2 separate regions of the Homo sapiens genome follow, and region 2 is linked to region 1. Evidence: read pairs that join two places in POLR2A ChIA-PET (ENCODE). Cell type or tissue: GM12878. All regions are shown on one strand. Each heading gives the region's core, and the rest is flanking DNA. Links, peaks and the distances in the headings are about the cores only. Region 1 overlaps SMIM14 (small integral membrane protein 14). Region 2 has its middle 17 kb from the start of UBE2K.

What was found. Peaks named below come from ENCODE experiments on the same cell type or tissue, not always from the same donor. Only the 100,000 strongest peaks of a DNase experiment are listed, where the experiment ranks them.
Region 2: POLR2A ChIA-PET joins it to region 1 with 5 read pairs; 25 of 35 experiments call an interaction of 5 or more read pairs at or near these places.

The regions. Positions count from the first base shown.
Region 1 is chr4:39,624,886-39,627,699 of GRCh38, forward strand. The region is part of intron 1 of SMIM14 (small integral membrane protein 14); the gene reads right to left. Among named protein-coding and RNA genes, the nearest start is that of SMIM14, 13 kb to the right of the region's middle. RefSeq lists an enhancer at 909-988. In GM12878, for the core only: no CTCF peak of the experiment used is centred there; a DNase peak (open chromatin) is centred at 1,586; H3K4me3 peaks cover 2,500 bases; H3K27ac peaks cover 2,500 bases.
Region 2 is chr4:39,679,443-39,682,256 of GRCh38, forward strand. No RefSeq gene overlaps it. Among named protein-coding and RNA genes, the nearest start is that of UBE2K, 17 kb to the right of the region's middle. In GM12878, for the core only: no CTCF peak of the experiment used is centred there; no DNase peak of the experiment used is centred there.

The sequences.
Region 1 (2,814 bases), core at 240-2,739:
TTCTCTGATGGGAAGTAGGCAAGAAAAGGATGCAGACTTGGCTGGGCATGGTGGCTCACACCTATAATCCCAGCACTTTGGAAGGCCGAGGCAGGCAGATCATGAGGTCAGGAGTTTGAGACCAGCCTGGCCAACAAGATGAAACCCCATCTCTACTAAAGATACAAAAAAAAAAGACAAAAGTTAGCTGGGTGTGGTGGTGCATGACTGTAATCCCAGCTACTCGGGAGGCTGAGGCAGGAGAACTGCTTGACCCTAGGAGGTGGAGGTTGCAGTGAGCTGAGATCATGCCATTGCACTCCAGTCTGGGCAACAGGGTGAGACATCATCTCAAAAAAAAAAAAAAAAGAAAGAAAGAAAAAGAAAAGGATGCAGACTCAAGTTCAAATTGGTCAATTAATGTTTGCTAAAAATTATTCTAAAGCTATACCTGGGAGAAGTTAAAGACATACAAAATTTAAATGTTGAAATAAACCCCATTACATGCCCTTGATGTCACAATTCTCTGTGATCTAAACTCACGCAGGATTAAAACTCCCTGAAACTCATCATTACAATTTTTTTTTTCTTTTTTGAGACGGAGTCTTGCTCTGTTGCCCAGGCTGGAGTGCAGTGGCGCAATCTAGACTCACTGCAACCTCCACCTCCCGGGTTCCAGTGATTCTCTGCCTTAATCTCTCGAGTAATTGGCACTACAGGCACGCGCCACCACATCCAACTAATTTTTGTACTTTTAGTAGAGACGGGGTTTCACCATGTTGGTCAGGCTGGTCTCAAACTCCTGACCTCTGGTGATCAGTCTCCCAAAGTGCTGGGATGACAGGCGTGAGCCACTGCACCCAGCCAATCCCTGAAATTCTTATAATTTTACAAGAAAGTGAAAGCTTAAAGACACCCTTTTCAGAGGGCATACTATTCAAAAGGAAGAGACTACAGCAGGCAAGAAAGGACAACAGAAGTTTATTTTCCACAGAATACAACAGGAATATACAGAAGCAACTACGTCAGCATGGCCAGAGGCCACTGTATAGATCAGGTATAGATTAGTGCAGGGGTCCCCAGCCTCCAGGCCATGGACTGGTACTGGTCTGTGGCCTGTTAGGAACCTGGCAGCACAGCAGAAGGAGGTGAGGTGCGGGCCAGCAAGCATTACCACCTGAGCATTACCACCTGAGCTCTGCCTTCTATCAGATCAGCGGTGGCATTAGATTCTCACTGGAGCGACTGCATGCGAGGGATCTAGGCTGCACGATCCTTATGAAAAAATAATGTCTGATGATCTGAGGTAGAATAGCTTCATCCCAAAACCATTCTCCCCACGCCCCCCACCCCTGCCCCAGCCCACTGAAAAAACTGTCTTCTATGAAAATGGTCCCTGGTGCAAAAAAGGTTGGGGACCACTGGATTAGAGTATACCAAGTCTTCATTTATTTATATTCAACAAATCACAACTTCACAAGTGGCACTATTACAACTTTGGAGATACAGCAGTTCTCGCCCACTCAATTAAGAATCACTTGAATTGGAAAGAGGAAAGAACTGAGGCTCTGAAAGCTTCAGTAATTTGCCCAGTCACACAGCACAGGAGGTGGGATTCAAACGCCCTGTCTTCTCTCACTTCTCCTTTCTTGAAAAGGATGTATCTAACAAATTCTCAGGGGACAAAGTAACCAGCAAGAGAGTTCAGAGGAGGATACAGAAGAAACAAAGGTAGCTTTTACCATCAAGAGCTTGCAATCAAGTTAACTGTTAATTTAAATTAAATAATTGCATACCAATAGATAATTAACAACTAAATAAATGTTACAAATTACCTTTGTGATCACTACTTTGGAGAAAGCTCAAAACTCAAGGAAAGGAGAACGCTTTTCTCCTTGACCTTCTATTCCATCACTACTAGGCTTAACTCTTCAAGGTCAGAGAGAATTTCCTCATCTCCTTAATGTTTCCATTTCTCTGCAACACATGATTCTGTTAAGATTCATCCCCCAGGTGGCCACCATTTTTCTAGAAATTCTCATTAAATGTGACCCTATTTTCTCAGGTGCCTTAGTCTATTGGGATGCTTAAACAAAATAACACAGACTGGGTAACTTACAAACAGAAATTTACTTCTCACGGTTCTGGAGGCTAGGAAGTCCAAGATCAAGGCACTGGTAGATTCAGTGTCTGCTGAGGACCCACTCTCTGGTTGGTAGATGGTGCCTTCTCACTGTGTCCTACTATGGTGGAAGAGGGCAAGCAGCTCTCTGAGCCCTCTTTTATAAGGGCACTACTCCTCATGATGATGGCTCCACCCTCATGACTTAATCACTACCCAAAGGCCCACCTCCTCCTAATACTATCACACTGGGGGTTAGGATTTCAAATATGAATTGTGGGGAACACAAGCATTCAGACCAAAGGACTGTCTTAAACATTACCTTCTCTTTCCTTGGCGACCCTTTTTTCTTTACCTCTATCTGACTCCTATTCTAGGATCACTTTAGACAACACTTGCCAAAACATCATGGGACAGCAGAAAGAACATCCTTAGACAAAAAACTTAAGGCAGTACTGAGAAATATTAATAGATAAATCACTTAGCCTTGTTGTGACTTCAGTTTATCTATAAAACAAGAGTGATAATTGAAACTATTCATTTTAAACAGTTGCGCAAAGATCAAGTGAGAATTTGTAACAGTACTTAATAAACTGAAAAAGTTTTAAAACTTGGGGTCAGTTGAAGACCAAAGTATCTTTAACCCTTAGCCCAAGTTCTCTGTATAGTGCTCTGGAGTGTGTGTGTTCCACTGGGGCCAAAGTTATCACTCA
Region 2 (2,814 bases), core at 282-2,781, 55 kb after region 1:
CTCTATTTCTTTTCTAAGATTTCCTATTTCTTTGCTAAGACTTTCTATTTTTTCATTTGCATTAAGCATGCTCATAATTGCTTGTTGGAGTATTTTTATGATGCCTACTTTAAAATCCTTGCCAAATGATTTAACATCTGTGACATGTTGGTGTTGGCATCTATTAATTGTCTTTTTCTCATTCATTTTGAAATCTTCTTGGGTTTTGATGAGTGACTTTTTAATTGAGACCTGGGTATTTGGAGTAGATCTTATTTATTTAATTAAATCTCATGTTGGGATCAGCCCTACCTCTGACACAGGGTGGGTTAAGGTGGGTGGAAGAATGTCCCTTCTTCCGCTCACAGTATCAACAGAGGAGAACCAGGTGAAAGTCCCGGTTCTCCTCTGTTGATACTATGGGTGGAAGAGGGACATTTCATTAGAGTGCTGGCTCCCCACATGGTCTCCACTGAGACAGTAAGGATATGTGTGGCCTTGTTACCAGTGAGAGATGGGGAAAGGACCTAGTGGTCCTGACTTTCCACTAGGCTTCCTCTGACATCACTTACAAGGAAGAAGGGTGACGGGTGTGGATGGAAGTCCAGGCTCCCTGTGTGGTCTCCACTGACACCATGGGGCATTCAATATTCTTTACCACCAGGCAGAGATGAAAGTCAATTTCCATTTGACTTTCTCTAACACTACCCTACAGGAGAGCTGGGCTGACACATCACAGCTTGGAAAGAATAGAAGTCTAGGCTCTCCAGTGGGCTTTTGCTGCTAATCATGTAGGTGGCCACAGTTTGGGTTTTTTTGTTTTTCTGTTTGTTTTGTTTTGTTTTGTTTTGTTTTCTTCTGTTATGCTTTACTAGAGTAGAGCATCTATTATCTAAAGCAGTGGTGTCCAACCTTTTGGCTTTCCTGGGCCACATTGGAAGAAAAAGAATTGTCTTGGGCCACACATAAAATACAATAACACTAATGATAGCTGATGAGCTTAAAAAAAAAAAAAAGAGGAGCCGGGCGCAGTGGCTCAGGCCTGTAATCCCAGCACTTTGGGAGGCTGAGGCAGGTGGATCACCTGAGGTTAGGAGTTCAAGACAAGTCTGGCCAACAAGGCGAAACCCCGTCTCTACTAAAAGTACACAAATTAGCCAGGCGTGATGGTGGGTGCCTGTAATCCCAGCTACTTGAGAGGCTGAGGAAGGAGAATCACTTGAACCAGGGAGGCAGAGGTTGCAGTAAGCCGAGATCGCACCACTGCACTCCAGCCTGGGCAACAAGAGAGAAACTCCGTCTCAAAAAAAAAAAAAAAAAAAAAAGAATTGCATAAAAATATCATAGTATTTTTAAGAAAGTTTACAAATTTGTGTTGGGCCACATTCAAAGCTGTCCTGGCCTGCATGTGGCCTGTGGGCTATGGGTTGGACAAGCTTGATCTAAAGGTTTTCTGTCTTGCTAGGCCACTCCTTTCCTGATCATTTGGCCCTTGGTTAGAGACAGCAGACTTAGCCAGATGCAGTGGCTCACGCCTGTAATCCTAACACTTTGGGAGGCCGAGGTGGGTGGATCCCTTGAGCCCAGGAGTTTGAGACCAGCCATAGGCAACATAGCAAAACCCAGTCTCTACAAAAAATACAAAAATTAGCTGAGCATGGTGGCATGCACCTGTGGTCCCAGCTACTCGGGAGGCTGAGATAGGGAAGAGGAGTTCAAGGCTGAAGTGAGCTATGATTGTGCCACTGCACTCCAGCCTGCATGACAGAGTGAGACCCTGTCTCAAAAAAAAAAAAAAAAAAGAGAGGGGAGGGCGGGGCTTGTGCAGGCTTTTCTTATGCCTTCTTTTTTGTCTGTGGCCATTGCTGTTTCTAGGTTGCTTGCTTTTTCAGTGTCTAGTCTGGGATATATGCAGTAAAAGAAAACCCAGGGAACTCAGTACCATGTTGTTCTTTGGGTATCAAGGTCTCTAGCTGGTCTGCTTTCTCTGCTAGACTTTTAAGTGTCTTCTTATATTTTGTTTTATATTCAATGTCCAAGGATCTTAGTTGCAACTAATAGAAGAAATAGGGAAAAGTGCATCTATTCAATTTCTTCCTAGAAGGAGAAGTCTATGTTAATTTTATTTATTTATTTGTTTTTATTTTTATTTTTATTTTTTTGAGACGGAGTTTTTCTCTTGTCCCCCAGGCTGGAGTGCAATGGCACGATCTTGGCTCACTGTAACCTCCGCCTTCTGGGTTCAAGCGATTCTCGTGCCTCAGCCTCTGAGCAGTTGGGATCACAAGCACCCACCACCACACCCAGCTAATTTTTGTATTTTTAGTAGAGACAGGGTTTCACCATGTTGGCCAAGCTGGTCTCGAACTCCTGACCTCAGGTGATCCATCTGCCTCGGCCTCCCAAAGTGTGTGAGCCACTGCGCCCGGCCTATGTTAACTTTTAAAATCCTCCTAATAATCCTATGTAGTAATCACTATTAGACCCATTTCAGATAGGGGAACTCAAGTATAGAGAAGTTAACTTATTTGCCCAAGATCACACAGCTAGTAAGTAGGGAGATAAGATTCAAACTGAGGCAATCTGGTGTCAGAGCCCATGGTCATGACTACCACATGGGCTTTTGATAGCCTTTCATTTATTTATCACTTTATACTCTCAAAGTACCATCACATTTAATTTCATTCATTATTAACCCTATCATATCAAATACTTACTGAGCACTCATTATGAAGAACTTTGTATTAGGTATCAGGATACAACAATGAAAAGACTTGGTTCCTGATTATAAAATGCTTACAGCCTAGTAAAGGGTACAGAAATATAAATAAATAA